Linked DNA regions of Homo sapiens: region 1 is linked to region 2. Evidence: chromatin loops called from intact Hi-C (ENCODE). Cell type or tissue: A673. All regions are shown on one strand.

What was found. Peaks named below come from ENCODE experiments on the same cell type or tissue, not always from the same donor. Only the 100,000 strongest peaks of a DNase experiment are listed, where the experiment ranks them.
Region 1: it touches region 2 in a loop (4-fold over the local background); 5 of 110 quality-filtered maps call a loop at or near these places.

Annotation. Positions count from the first base shown.
Region 1 is chr18:27,633,220-27,641,219 of GRCh38, forward strand. No RefSeq gene overlaps it. Among named protein-coding and RNA genes, the nearest start is that of CDH2-AS1, 280 kb to the right of the region's middle. In A673, no CTCF peak of the experiment used is centred here; a DNase peak (open chromatin) is centred at 3,672; H3K27me3 peaks cover 3,656 bases.
Region 2 is chr18:27,571,717-27,579,716 of GRCh38, forward strand. The region is part of intron 2 of LOC107985126 (a long non-coding RNA gene); the gene reads right to left. Among named protein-coding and RNA genes, the nearest start is that of CDH2-AS1, 350 kb to the right of the region's middle. In A673, no CTCF peak of the experiment used is centred here; no DNase peak of the experiment used is centred here.

The DNA.
Region 1 (8,000 bases), 62 kb after region 2:
ACCACGTGGGGTTGGAAAAATTTGTTTTTTTTTTTTTTTTGTAAATAGGGAGAGACATAAACACATTTATCAGCTGAAAGGACTGAGCCAAGGGAGAGGGAAAGAAGGTAAAAGAGACACAACAAGGACCTGGAAAAGGCAAGGAAGGATAATAAATACATTGTGTGGAGGATTAACCTTGGATTATAAAAGACAAGTTGCCCTCCAGAGTTTGAAGGAAGGGGTCAAGGATGGGGGATGAAGAAAATAAAGTGGTAGATGGGGTTTCAAAGAGTTGAGGGAATGACTTTTCTGATGATGAAGTCATCTTCTCAGAGTGGGGATGAGAACAGAAGGCACGGGAGGGGCTTTACCTTCCAGCCTCACCTTTCCCCTTCTTCCCACATTTATAACCCCAGACTAAACATGGTTCAGTTTTGTCAACATTCCAACCCATGTATATGGTGAAATGTCAGATTATCGGGAACGCTGCAAGTAAACATAAAATAATCCCTGAGACTGCTGAAGCTCATAATAGTTTCCTTGACATGTATCATTTAATAGACTAAATACATGATAAATATTTACATAAGAAAGAAAATTTTTCCCCTAAATGTTAGAAATATTTGTATTTCATGCATAATATCTTCATTTTAAAACAGTGGAAGTGGTCATGATTATGTGCTCATGGCTATCTTCAACTTAAAATTTCAAGGATTTAAGGGTCTGATGGTTGCTCCCCTCTTCCAGAATGAAACAATGATACAATTTCAGTTTCAGTTATTGTGGTTTTGAATATATAACAATTAATGAAGAGTCTACCAATCTTTCTTAATAAAATGCTTTATAAGTTGTATGAATCATAATATATACACTACCTAACATTTAAAATATACTTTTAGCAATGATCTGAAGCAAATTGTCTAAGGAGTTGGATTTTACCTCAGGGGTTTGTTTTTGAAGTGCCTGCATATGTTGCTGCAAAATGAGCAGGGCTTCTATCATTTTGGAAGAAGGTGAGAACACATTCTGGTGAATGAGTAGTCTCTGCTTAAAAACTTACATTCCTGGGATCATTTTGACCTGGGGGCTTTGTCTATAATTAGAATTATTCGCTATAAAGAGGGTAGTAGTATACTGCTTGTGACCGATGTCTCATACAGCCAGGCTTCCCATAGTTTTGGGGATTAGCATGTTTTTCTTCTGAATTATATCCTTTTATTGTAAAAAATTATAAATCATAATCATACCTTTATATTCATGTTATTCTTATTGTATTTATTTTAAACACTGTAGCTATAGAAATAAATAAGGCTCCTGATGTAGAGCTCTCCTGTATTGATATCTATTTATTATTCCTCTGAGGCTAATATATAGCTGATTTTATTCTAGGCTTTAGTTGAACTTTCTTTCAATTTTCATCTGAATCCATGAATATCTAAAACTTTGTTTGATGGTGTCACACTTCCAAATAGTTTAGCAGTGTGCAGTCCGCTGTTTTTGTAAACATGTGTTTTTCTTTCTGGCATCTTCTCTGTCACAACTGTGGGCCGGTCCAGCTGGCTGCTCTGGCACTGAGTCTCATCTCTGCCTTGGTGGAGTCCAACAGTAGACCCAGACATATGCCTCATATGCCTATTATGTCCCTTCATTCCGATGACAAGGTAGTTGCACTGCTCAGCCATTTGAGTCAACAATTAACATGTTTAAAAATAATGCCACAATGATTTCTCAAAGACCTAAAGACAGAAATACCATTCAACCCAACAATCCCACTACTGGGTGTACACCCAAAGGAATATAAATCATTTTATCATACACATGCATGCGTGTGTTCACTGCAGCACTATTTGCAATAGCAGAGACATGGAATCAACCTAAATGCCCATCAGTAATAGACTAGATAAAGGAAACGTGGTACATATACACCATGGAATACTGTGCAGCCATAAAAAAGAATGAGATCATGTCTTTTGCGGGAACATGGGTGGAGCTGGAGGCCACTATCCTCAGCAAACTAACACAGGAACAGAAAACAAAATACTGCATGTTCTCACTTATAAGTGGGAGCTAAATGATAAGAACTTATTAACTACAAAGAAGGAAACAACAGACACGGGGACCCACTTGAGGGGAGAGGATGGAAAGAGGGAGAGGATAGGGAAAAATAACTAATGAGTACTCGGCTTAATACCTGGGTGATGAAATAATCTGTGCAACAACCCCCCACGACACAAGTCTACCTGTGTAACAAACCTGTACATCTGTCCCTAAACCTGAAATAAAAGTAAAAAAAAAAATCAGCCGCAAAATGCCGATTTTAGGATATGAGTACTAATCAGAGTCTAGGAGGAGAATAAAGAGAGGCTTAAAGAATGTAGCAACATTAGTACTAATTAGTGTTTTAAAAGATTTTTCAAATTTTAATATATTTTGCTTTTTTTTCATCTCTCCCCTCTCAACGAAGGCATAATGCTAAGGGCGCTGGAGTTCCCATTGACAAGATAACCACGTCCTCTGTCTTTTCAGACATGATCAAGATAGTTTTGGAGAGCCAGGTCCCTCCTGGGAAAGAACTCATTCTAAGAAGTTTGGTTTAGGGCAGGATAGATTAGGATTCAAAAGAGAGAGTGATTGTAATGGGAATTTGCTGGGTTTTGCTCCAGTTCTCATGGACTACATGTCTGACCTCTAGGAATGTGTTACACCACTAAACTATTAAAAACTTAAACAGTCACTCATTCAAATAAGGTATTGGGTCAGAACAGCCTACTGCTCACCTGTATCAGAACCTGGGAAAAGCCTCTGTCTGGGGCTGCTGTTGGAATCACCAAGGCAGAGATGAGACTCAGTGCCAGAGCAGCCAGCTGGACCGGCCCACAGTTGTGACAGAGAAGACGCCAGAAAGAAAATCACAGAAAGAGAGGAAAATGCCAAGTGTCCCAAGCCTGCCGAGGGCTACTTCATCAGCATTCTTAAGATACCTACTAAAAATATCCGAAAGGAGAAGGGGGAACAGTGATGAGGCTATAATCTCTAGAATTACAGAGAACAGAGCTGGAAACAGGCTCTTACGTGACCCTCATTGCCACAGGAAGACATCTCATGCTGGTGTGGTCCAGGGAGGTAGGGGCCTCATGCACATGGGATTCCTGTTGGAGGACAGGAGAGGAGAAATGAGCAATTTGCATTCAAATAAATATTTCAAAGACAGAGATATCCGTTCCACATATTTTCAAATATTCAAATCACTTTTGGAAATGTTTGCCGTGTGGGTATATGACTCGAGGATTTTACTCCTTTCACAAATCTGAGTTGTCTAGCTAGAAAGGAACATATGAGCCATTTTCCACCTCACTGACCACAGAGTTTAGGTCAGTTATCAACAGCAGCAAAATATTTGGTAAAAAAATTAAACCAGCCAAAATATATAAGCCATCTTGAAATAGAAAACCTGGTAGCAGAGTACCCTCAATTTGTTTGGCACCACAAAGCCAGACACAGCATCTGTACAGTCTGTTCGAACACCCTTTTTCGAGATGGTTTGTGAAGCCAACACTCACACTCACACAAGAGCCGTAGGGGAAGCCAGATTTCACACTCCACCCTTCAAAGTTCTAACAGAAGGAAGAAAATCTGAAGTCATGTCATCTTTAAGAGACTTCATGGGGAGAGATGGGATGCCGGCCAAGGGGCTCTGCGTGGTATCCTGTGCATTCATAAAGGAAAATGCCCATCGTCTCAAAGCTCTTTAGCCCTTTCAACAATGTATTTACATTAAGCCAACAATAATGAGGAAAGACAATCCGCTGGCTCTGCGGATAAACAAAGAACTTGCATCGCTAGAGACTCATCCTGCTTCATAAACACTTTCTAAAAGGAGACCACATTGTCTCCAAGGAAAAAGATGTTGAAAAAAGAGAGCATGATACCATTATGCTGCCATATGTCTGGCCCAGGAGACCATAAAACCCTGAATGCCAGCAGCGTGAACCAATGACCAGAGCCTCTGTGGAGTTCATGATCAACCTGCTCTTCATCTTCAACCAGCAAGGGCACTCACGTTCTTAATAAAATGCTTTGAAATCCTGGCATAAGGAATGTAAAATGTTATCATTGTTAAAATCCATAAAGTGCTCAAGAGCGTTAGAGTAGTTCTAAAACCATGGAAGAAACAAGCAATCGACCCTCCTTCTTATTCAAAAACAAGGGCATGAAAGTATCTGGACTCAGAAAAAAATCACCTGTGTTCTAAATGGTTTTCCAGCCATAACACAGACTCACTCGCAGTTCCCTAAATGCAACATCTCTCCCTGTGAGTGTATGCGTGAGCTCCAGACAAGGTTAAACACACCCCATCTCAGGAGGCATTAGTTTGAAACTCCTCTTTAACAGCAACATTTTAGAAATGACTGATGTGGACACTCTGAGGTTTTTAATGCACCAGTTACAATCAACACAATAGATACTGTTTAAGAAGTTGTCTTTCATATTTGCTGTGCAAATCATTTCCATAAATGTGTGGGTTTATCGATCCGAATAAACCATCCTTTGACGTAAAGACAGTAAGATCTTTCTTAGTCATCCGATATTTCAATACCGATAAGACCACACTTGGGAGAACTTGTTCCTTTTAAACCTGTTGCTTTTCATTTTGTTCGTTCATTTGTTTTTTTTGTTTGGTTTTAGTTCTGAGTTCACAATATTTCTGACAGTATATTAATACCACTTGGGGAAAAGGTCCCAACCCCCATTTCTTTTCATACTCTTCATAGCATCTAGAACAATGCTTGGTATACAGTGACCATGTCAAATGAAGATGTATTGTATTCCTAAATCCAAGGATTAGCTATAGGTTAAGTGTTAGGACACTGAACACTAACTACACTTTAGAAACAGAAATTAAAAAAAGATTCAGCTTTCTTTTTATTCCATCAAATAAAAAGAGGTCTATTTCAAGCTGCTTGAAATTAAACAGTGCAGTTTTCACTTAGCCATAGTAATTATGGGAAAGGGGGCACTGTGTAGTATTAGCTTTACAGTGTCTTGGCACGTAAGGGATTTTTAATAAATATTTTTGGAATGAATTTTCTTTGTCACATTCTGCCAAAATATAAATTCCAAACTTAAGGATATTATTTTTCACTGTGAAAGATTGCACGCATGGAGAAACCTCTTTAGGTATTGATGCCTTATGAAGGAAAATCAGAGATATCTGGCATGAAATTAAAACATCTTCTCATTTTACCTATTCCATATCTTGGTGTTCTGACCCAGTATTTGCAGACAAACAAGTAGTGACACTTCTTTTCTTATCACCACCCTCTGATTTATTTTAGATTCTTTTTTTAATGATTGTTTAGAAAACCACAAAAACAAAAACAAAACTCTGGTTGCCCAACATTAGCAAAAGCATTCATTTAATTAGGAACTTATACATCCTTTGGTCTTCTCAAAGATTATCTATTCATAGATTCCTGGTTGGCACTTTATGGAGTGGTCTGGGTGGCTGGGCAGGAAAAGACTGGTTTTTAAAAGTTGGGCAGTAATAGTAATAAACTGTTAAACAATTATGCAACATTATAATTGTGTTTATTAGCATTTTAACTATTTTTATTATATGTCATATAATTAAAATATAATTTTATACAAATAATCCCTAAAATACACCAAAACAATTCAGTATGCCTTACTGTTACTGGCTACATGATGTCATATTTCTCATATGTGAATGTTGTCACTTTAAATATGATTTTATTCAGAAACGTATATGGAATAAGTAGTGAATTTCCTGGTTATATAAAAGGTACATGATGAAACAGAAGTTTAGTGGTTCTTTGAATATAATACAAAAGGAGTTAACCTAGTGACAAATGGTTTCCCACAGTGAAGAAGGACTGAGGCCATTGTTGCTTATGAATATCAGTAAATCAGTTAATCACAAGGGGGAAGGTACATACATATGACTACCTAATTTCTGAAATAGATTTTAATGAGAAGTTCCCAGTAATTTAAGAGTCACAATTGAGATAATAGGATTGAGTTGATTTTTTTGATTTTCAAGCATAATATTCCTTTAATTAATACACCAAATTTCAGTTATGTTTACAGTTTTTGGTCCAAGAATACTTATTATACTTTATATCGTATCTATAAACTTGAGTGCCAAATTAAATGGTGTTAAGTTTACCTATATGTAGATAACAGAAAAAATAGGAATCCATTCTTATTAGTTATTCATTAGAATCACCTAGCAGCAAAAATTAAAATAAGGAATCATACATAGAGGTAAACACCCAGATTGTAAAACCAATTTCTTAAAGTGTTTTAAAGTCATGTGCAATTTTCAACTTCTTGATACATCAGAGAGAACATATGCAAATATATCCAGTTTGGCATTTGGGAAAGAAAATCCCTTAGATACAGAATTTCATTGGCTGCTCAGATAGGAAAGTCACTTTGGTTTTGCTTAAAAATTAACACATCCTCTCACTGACATTTAAGACCAGTAATTGGCTGTGAAGTGCTCAGTGATACTTTTAGATGAACTGTGGTATATATATAATATTATATATTCATATTATACATATTTTAATGTATTATATATCTGTAAAATGCATAGATATAATCTCACATATAAATTTAAAATGTCATTAATAAGCCAAATTTATAGTTGTCTACTCCAGTATATTATCCTGCTGCTGCATACCTTTCCCCTCCTTGGTATTATAATTTTGAAAACGAGTACGTGTTTTTCTTTCTTACAGACTTTTGAATATAGCAAAATTTGAATCCAACACCTTTCCCAAATCCCAAAACACCAGTAGTTATAGAGCAAAGGGGAAGGATACATGGCTCAAGGAACTTCTTTCAAACACATCTCACTACCTTTTCATTATTGCCTGTAATTCTATTATATTCTTATAACAGCTGTGAAGTACATTCAGACAGACTTTAATTATAAATTATAAATATGAAAAGAATGAAGAAAAAGGCAAATGAAAAGTTTGAGGATAGAAAAACAGAAGAGTAAAATAACTCAAAAACTATACACCTCTATGTAAATTTTTTTCAATTTTTATTAATAAAGTAAATTTAGATCTTGCAATAAAGGACCAACATCCAGATAAAATAAGTAAGAAATGGATGAAGAGCATATTATATTGTCTTTTTTCCCCTTTGCCTTCAAATTTTACCCTTATTTATCTGCAAAACATTTGCAAAGAATATAGAAAACAATCCAGCAACGGCAATCCATCAACAAGCCTTTTAACTTCTAACCCAGAGGCATGCCCCAGTTAAAGAATAAAGTTTTAGCTATAATGTATCTGTGCAACAAAAATTTCTCCCATGAATGATAATTGGATAAAGAAAATGTGGTACATATACACCATGGAACACTATGCAGCCATAAACAAGGAACAAGATCATGTCCTTTGCAGGGACATGGATGGAGCCGGAAGCTGTTATCCTCAGCAAAATAACACAGGAACAGAAAACCAAACCTCACATGTTCTCACTTATAAGTTGTAGATGAAGGATGAGAATACATGGATGCATGATGGGGAACAACACATACTGGGACCTGTGAATGGGATGGGAGGAGGGAGAGCATCAGAAAGAATAGCAAATTGATGCTGGGCTTAATGCCTAGGGGATGGATTGATCTTTGCAGCAAACCACGGTATCACAGCTTTACCTATGTAACAAACCTGCGCATCCTGCACATGTACCCCAGAACTTAAAATAAAAGTTGAAAAATAAAAATAAAAAGTTTCTGAGCATCCACTGTGTGTCTATTTCTTAAACATTCCACTTTCACATTACACTTAGCCATAGTCCCTCTTGCCCAGACGTGTATGAGAGTGCTACCCTAAATATCTCACTATGAGAAATAGGTAATATTGGGAAATACTGGAAATTATTCTATTAAATGGAAACAGCTGACTACCTTTCATATTTGTGAGAAGTTTTTATTGTGTATAAAAATGAGTTATATAGTAATATTTGATTACCGTGTT
Region 2 (8,000 bases):
TATCAAGAACACTTTGAAATTGTTAAAGAGAACAGCAGATTTCATTTGTATGTTGCTCTAAAGTTTGCTAATACATTATTCTTCTACTGTAAAATGAAATTATCAGAAATAAGATCCATAGCTAAGATACAGTGGAGAAGGAACCCAAATGTTATTTCCTCATTTCCAGTATGCTTTGGACTACATCATGACTGTCTTAGTTTCCCTAGAAATTCGTCAATTCATTCAGTTTACACATATACCAGAATGCTTACTATGTGTTAGGCACTGCACTAAGTGTTGAGACAATGGTGAGAAATAACCAAATACACTGCTTGCTGTCAGGGAACACAACTAACAGTGAACAAATAACTTATGTACCAACATTCAATCTCCTATGAAAGAAATTATGTGTTTCATGGAGGGCATGTAATGACTGGGAATGGGGAAGTGTGAGTCTGACACAGTCATAGGCGTCAGGGGAGAAATTCCTGGTTCTAAGATCTGAAGAATATATACAAATTTATCAAAAGAATGGAGGTGAGAACATTCAAGGAAAGGTAATAGCAAAGGTCTTGACACTAAAGAGAATACGGTGGGTTCAAGAAACTAAAAATGCATCTATTGTGGCTAGAGTTCAGAAAATGAGCAGGAGGAAGATAAGAGATGAAACTAGAAAAGGTAGTCAACACCAGATTACTCATGGACGCACAGGCCATTTCTCATATTTCTGGAGGCAGCGAAGTCTAAGATCCAGGTGTCAGCAGATTTGCTTCTGGTGAGGTCCACTTCCTGGTTTGCAGATGGCCATCTTCTCATTGTATCCTTACATGGCAGATAGCAGAGAGAGGAAGCAGACTGTCCTGTCTTCACCTGTAAGGGCACTAATTCCATTCACGAGAGCTCCACCCTCATGACCTAATTATCTCCCAAAGGCCTCCTATATCATCTCCTTGGGGTTAGGGTTTCAACATAAGAATTTTGGGGTGACACAAACGTTCAGTCCGTAACACCAGGTGAAAGATACTGGTTTTAATTTGAAAACAAGGAGAAGCCCCACAGAATTTTCAGCAGGGTAGATATGATTTATGTAACACCAATATGTATACATGCATAATATGAATGAGACATCTGCCAATTTCTTTTTCAAGTGTATTTTTTGAAGCATGAATGAGAGTTGAATTTTGACAATTTTTTTTTTTTTTTGGAGACAGAATCTTGCTCTGTCCCCCAGGCTGGAGTGCAATGGCGCAATCTTGGCTCAGCTCACTGCAACCCCTGTCTCCCAGGTTCAAGCAATTCTCATGCCTCAGCCTCCTGAGTAGCTGGGATTACAGGCACTTGCCACCACACCTGGCTAATTTTTTGTATTTTTAGTAGAGACAGGGTTTCACCATGTTGGCCAGGCTGGTCTCGAACTCCTGACCTCAGGTGATCTGCCCACCTCAGCCTCCCAAAGTGCTGGGATTACAGGCATGAGCCACAGCGCCCAGCCAAACTTTCACAAACAATCTTTTAATGCTCTATGAAGATAATTGCATGCTTTTCTTCTGTTATTAATATGATTAAGTCCAGTTGGTCATGACATGATATATGTTGTTTTTATAAGGATGTGGGATTCTGTTGCTAATTTATTGACATTTTTGTGTTGATACTCATAAGTGAGATTGCACTATAGTACATTTGGTATATTCTTTGTCAGTTTTAATATCAATGTAAATTTATTTCATAAAACAAATTTGGAGGTTTCTTACTTTTGCAGTGGTCTGGAATGGTGAAATAGGATTGAGAATACCTAACCCTGTGAAGTTTGGGAGCATAATGCAAGAAGCCATCTGGTCTTCAAGTGTATTTTTTGTGGAAGAGCTCTTTTACAACTTTCTTTAACTCTTATATGAAAATTTGTCAGAAGAGAACTTCTATCTCTATTGCAGTCAATTTTATTAATTGCATTTTTCCAGAAAGTTAAACATTTTATATCGATTTTCAAATTTATTTATATAAAGTGATGCAAAGAAGTCTCTTTTAAATTTTTCCTCTCTTTGGTGGTTATTTAAACTTTCCCATTTTATGAATTTTGCTTTCTTCTTTTATGAAAGTTTGATTTGCTAGAAATTTATCTATTTTGTAGATTTTTTTTCCTCTAAAGTACAAGCCTTTTGATTTATTAATTAATTATGTTGGTTTGTGTGTGTGTGTGAATGTGTGTGTGCATGTGTTTTAAGATTTTCTAACTCGTCAGTTCTTGTCTTCTCCTTTTTTTTTTTTTTCTTATTTGCTTCTTGAGTTTGTGATGCCTGTGAACTTCCAAGTGGAGCTGTCAGGTAGGCAATTGGATGTACAGTTCTGGACCTTAAATAGAAGTTTGAAGTAGAGATATACATTTGGACATTACTGCATGTTCCTGTTACTATCAATATGTAACAAACCACCTCAAACTTTATGGGAAGGGAAGAATCATTTTATTGTGCTCAAGGGGTCTGTGAGTCAAGAACACAGAAAAAACACAGCAAGGATGGCTTGACTCTGTTCTGTGATGTTCAGGCCACAGCTGGAAAAACTCAAAGGCAGGAGGGCAGCTCCACAAATGGGGCTGGAGTCAGCTGAGGGCTCCTGCACTCACATGTCTGGTTCCTAACCAGAAAGAGCCTAAAGTCTAGGACTGCCGACTAGAGCAGAGAGCTTTCATGTTGTGTCTCTGTGCAGCTGGCTTCCTTACGTCATGGCAAACTCAGGAAAGTCAGACTTCTTACTTGGTGGTTCAAGAACCCAAGTCGAGATGTTCTAACAAGCCAAACAGAAGACTCTCCATTTATGACTTATTCTCAGAAATTACTCAAACTCAATTACACTGCGCATTATTGGTTATAAGCAAGTCACAAATCTGCCCAAATTCAAGAGCAGAGTAATGAGATTCCACTTCTTTTATTTATTTATTTTTTTAAGATGGAGTTTTGCACTTGTCGCCCAGGCTGGAGTGCAATGGGGCGGACTCGGCTCACTGCAGCCTCCACCTCCTGGGTTCAAGCGACTCTCCTGCCTCAGCCTCCCGAGTAGTTGGGATTACAGGTGCCCTCCAACATGCCTGGCTAATTTTTGTATTTTTACCAGAAATGGGATTTCACCATGTTGGCCAGATTGGTCTCGAACTCCTGACCTCAGGTGATTCGCCCACTTAAGCCTCCCAAAATGTTGGGATTACAAGCGTGAGCCACCACGACCGGCCGAGATTCCACCTCTTGATGGAGGCTTAGCAAGATTCTGAAAGGGTTTTTGAGACAGGAGATATGTAGATATGTATGTGACCATCTTTGGAAAATACAATCTTCCGCAGTATGTACATTGCACCTGAAGCCAGTAGTCAAGGACCAGAAAGCCTCATAAGAAGAGAGAGAAGAGGTTCTAAAACTTGGATGTATGTTCAGAATCATCTAGAGGATTTGCTGAGCTTCACTCCAGAGTTTCTGATCTAGTAAATAAGTTTTGAGATTCTGGGGTGGGGCCTGAACTGTGCATCCTTGACAGTATCAGATTTGTTGATGCCACTGATTCAGGGATCCCACTAGTACAGACACTGAGATAGAACCAAACGAAAAAAGGGCTGAGATAAAGCCCAGAGGAGATTCCAATAAAAGAATGAGCCAGTACAGTTTACTGAGAATATGCACCTAAGAGGGAGTGTTGTCAGAGAAGCCAAAAGCAGATAGTGTTTCAAAAGAGGTCAGAAAGGGAAGGTTTCTTTCATGGTTAATTCCATTACCAAAACTTTATTATCTTTCTTTCATCCTATTGCTCTGAGAGTTTCTAATTTAATTTACATCAGAAGATAGGATTTGCTTTTATTTTATTTTGACCTGAATTTTATATGTACACCCTTCTGTGGCTGACACATTTCAAAGTCAAATGTATTTGACTCAGATATATAAATTCAATAATGTGTCCTAGGTACAGGGATTGAAAGCTCCTCATTTTCTACTTTAACAAATGGTGGTAATAGTCTATTATTTTATAGGCTCAAAGATCATTTGTATTTTACATGATATGACATTACGCTTGCATTTGAATTTAACCACAACTAATGCCCTGGGAATCTACATGTAAAATAGAATAATGATGTCATACTAATAGTCTGATTAGAAATTAACCAAGACATTTTCTGATTTTCTTAGTCTCTCTCCACCCACCTTTATTATATTGTCACGCTGCGTGGGTATGAATCACAAATAGAGCTCAGTCTAAACAAAGGTAATCTTTCTAGGCAAAACAATTGTTGGAATTATATTTTCCTTGATAGAACTGAAAGAAGACTCTTAAAATTTAGTGGGAACTGTTTCATTTGGTCATTTGAAAAACTACTATTGGCCAGGAGTAGTGCCTCATGCCTCTAATCCCAGCATTTTGGAGGCTGAGGCGGGTGGATCACTTGAGGTCAGGCCAGGCAAGACCAATCTGGCCAACATGGAGAAACCCCACCACTACTAAAAATACAAAAATTAGTCGGGCGTGGTGGCGGGTGCCTGTAATCCCAGCTACTTGGGAGTTTGAGGCACTAGAATTGCTTCAAGCCGGGAGGCAGAGGTTGAAGTGAGCGGAGATCATGCCACTGCACTCCAGCCTGGGTGACAGAGCAAGACTCCATCTCAGAAAAATAAATAAATAAAACAAAATAAAATTAAAAGGGGCTACTATCGGTTTAAAAATATGGAAGAGAAAATAAAGAGATAATAATGGTATCAATAACAGACTTGAAGGGAGCCAACATATTTATTGTTGTTCGGCCTCCCCGCCGAAGTTAAGAATTTATGTTTTCTACATGAAATGGTAAAGGAAGCCTCACAATCAGTCAAGTCTCACATATTTTGCACCCTAATATGTGTTTTAAATATCCTCTGGGTGTTATTTACTTTTTTATTTAATGCTAGAACTTTAATGAAAGTTTCTATGCAAAACACATGAGGAAATTCTTGTATGTGTCCTATCTTGTCTGCCTCTTACTCCTACCTACTTTTCCAGAGATAGATTGGGATACAATAAGAGACATAGTAAAGTGCCTAAAAATAAGGCTTGATTAGCCAGGCATGGTGGCTCACGCCTGTAATCCCAGCACTTTGGGAGGCTGAAGCGGGTGGATCACCTGAGGTCGGGAGTTCGAGACCAGCCTGACCATCATGGAGAAAGCCCGTCTGTACCAAAAATAAAAAATTCACCAGGCATGGTGGCACATGCCTGTAATCCCAGCTACTCAGGAGGCTGAGGCAGAAGAATGTCTTGAACCTGGGAGGTGGAGGTTGTGGTGAGCCTCGCGCCACTGCACTGCAGCCTGGGCAACGAGAGCGAAACTCCATCTCAAAAATATAAATAATTAAATTAAATTAAATTAAATTAAAAAATAAGGCTTGATCTCCCATAGTAATTTCCTAATAATTTTTTTATTAACATCATCCCTATTTAGGTGGCCTTATAAGTTAATTTATCCTTTATTTTAGTAAGAATATTCATCCGCATGCCTCGTAAGTGAGAGGTAGTTGCCCCCGGGCAGCAACTGTGTGCTAAGAAAAGGCTGAAGGTCACCTTAAGATCTGCTGATTGGATGGTCCGTTAGCAGTCAATAATTCACCATCCAAACTTGCTAACTAAATTCATACTTGTTATCACTAGCAGGGGACAGATGAGAACTGGGAACCCTAATACTCAGCCTGGTCTTCTTAGGATGGCTCAGGAGCTCCGGCAGGGCAGGGCATTTACATAGCAGCCAGCAGTCACTGCCAGGCATGGATGGGGAGTGGACAGAGGAGGTGGTGGAAGGTGGAGGCAGGCCATGGCAGTAAGCAGGGTGGACAGACACTTTTAGTTTAGTAAGGGCAGTGAGATGCCCAGGAAAGAGTTGTAATGCAAGGTTGAAAGTGAGAGTGCCTTATCTGTTAATCGATACCAAGGAGATTAAAAGAATTAGCTACCAATGTGGGAGATAAAAAGAAAGATGAAAACAAAGGCTTTTGAAAAATTAAAGGCTTAATGACGTGCTCTTGAAAAATTTTGATAGTACTATTTCCCAGTTAAACTGACCTCTGCTATTTCCTTTTAGCCATTTAAATTTTTTCTTTCCCTCTCTGTAAAAATAATTTAACATTATAATTGTCATTTGTTCTTGTATATGTCGCATACAAGACTGGGAAATTGGAATTCGCCTGTGTCCCACGGTGGCAGGGCAAGCCCTTTTGTGCTAGCAAAGGTGCATGCTGTGCAGTTTTCTATCCTCAGCATGCATTTGTGAAATTACTCAACTCTTACATGAAGCCAAGAAAGCAGATAAACAAGTAGCTATAGAAGTCTCAAGAGGAAGAAAGCGATCAGGATCATCTTAATGTTTCCAAGTATGATATAAAAAAAGAGTTTTCAGACTCCCAGACCATTTCAGCCACATTATAAAAGCAAAAAGGTAGACGAAGATATGCTCATTTCTGTTTCAGTAATATTATGTGTCAGCATTGCTTTGCATGAAGGTTAGCAGAACCATCCATCATTGCAGCTGAACTGCATATTTTCTTGTTCAGCATTGATAGATTTTTATTTTAACCTTAGAAGTTCCTCAAGGGACTCTATTAGGGGCAATGTCATTCTTTATTCTGCTCTATTACTTCTCTTTTGTAAACTTTGATGTATGCAGACAACACATTCTGGCTAGGGAAGTTTAATTAGGTAAGTCTACAAATTAATTGTTGCAATTAGACTGCTTCTAACTGCTTTGTGTTATGAATTTATTTATGCAGTAATTATTATCAGATATCTAGAATAAAAGCCTCCAAAGCTAAAGGTGGTACCTTGCAGATGTATGCACAGCATTCCACATTTATTAGCCCTCCAAAATAAAAGCATGTATTTAAAAAAGAAAAGAAAAAGAAAGAAGAAAGAAAGAATATCTTGCCTCAGTGGTCATATTCACATACAGATTTTGACAAGCAAACTGTTAACAAAACCTAAACAGGATTGTTTGTATATTGGCAAAATTCAAAATGTTAGACATTATATAAATCACTATAAAACAATTTGCTAGTATAAAAACTAAATGAAAATACAAACTCAAGTCCATGCTCTGAAAGGCACCTAGTTTTGTTTGTTCATAGTAATGATTGCAAAGGCATATTGGAAGAAATTGACGATTTTTCAGTAAATTTTGTTTTTAATTTTTAAGATCATATACCATGAAAAATTTTACAGAGAACTTCTAAGAAAACAACCATGGTGCTTCAAGCTGTCTCCTCAAATCTTTTTTTTCTGTAACAGGGGCATTGCAGCTCGTAGTAGAGAAAGACAGATCTAATACCATCATTTGAAAGGAAGAAAGCAGGGAGACGCCAACACTAGCAGAGAAAGAAGCCTATGAACAGAAGTTTGAAAGTCAAACAGTAAAGTGAGAATGAATCATTGGTAGAGATGTAAATTCATATAATCTCCCCAAAGAGCAATTTTGAAATGGATTTCTAGTCACTTTAGAATAGTCATTATCTTAGACCCAGTGATTTTAAAAATTGGTTTTCATCTTAAATAAATAATACCAAATTTGAAAATAGCTTTATATACAAAGGTATGCATCTCAGCATCAATACTAAGAACTCCCACATACTAGCAACTTATATAGTAACCATTAGTATTATTAGCTGTCCAAAAACAAATAAATATATCTCCAATTCAGTTATTACCACATTCATTTAATAAATATGTATTGATCACCCACTCTATGCAGAGCATTTTTCTATGCACTGGGCACACAAACAGAAATGTTTCTACCCTCAGGGAGACTGCATTCTTTTGCAAGAAGAAGCATAAAAAATAGCAAAGTATTAAGCAATGTGGGTTAATGAAAGGGACAGGTGTGGGAGTTTAGAGTGTTCTATTTTGGGCGGAGTAGTCCAGAAAGGCCTTTCTGAGATGGTGACATTTGACAAGAGACCCAAATTAGTGATTAGGGAAGGTAATACTGAAAACAAAAGGATACAGTGCTATTTCATCAGTTATTTTAC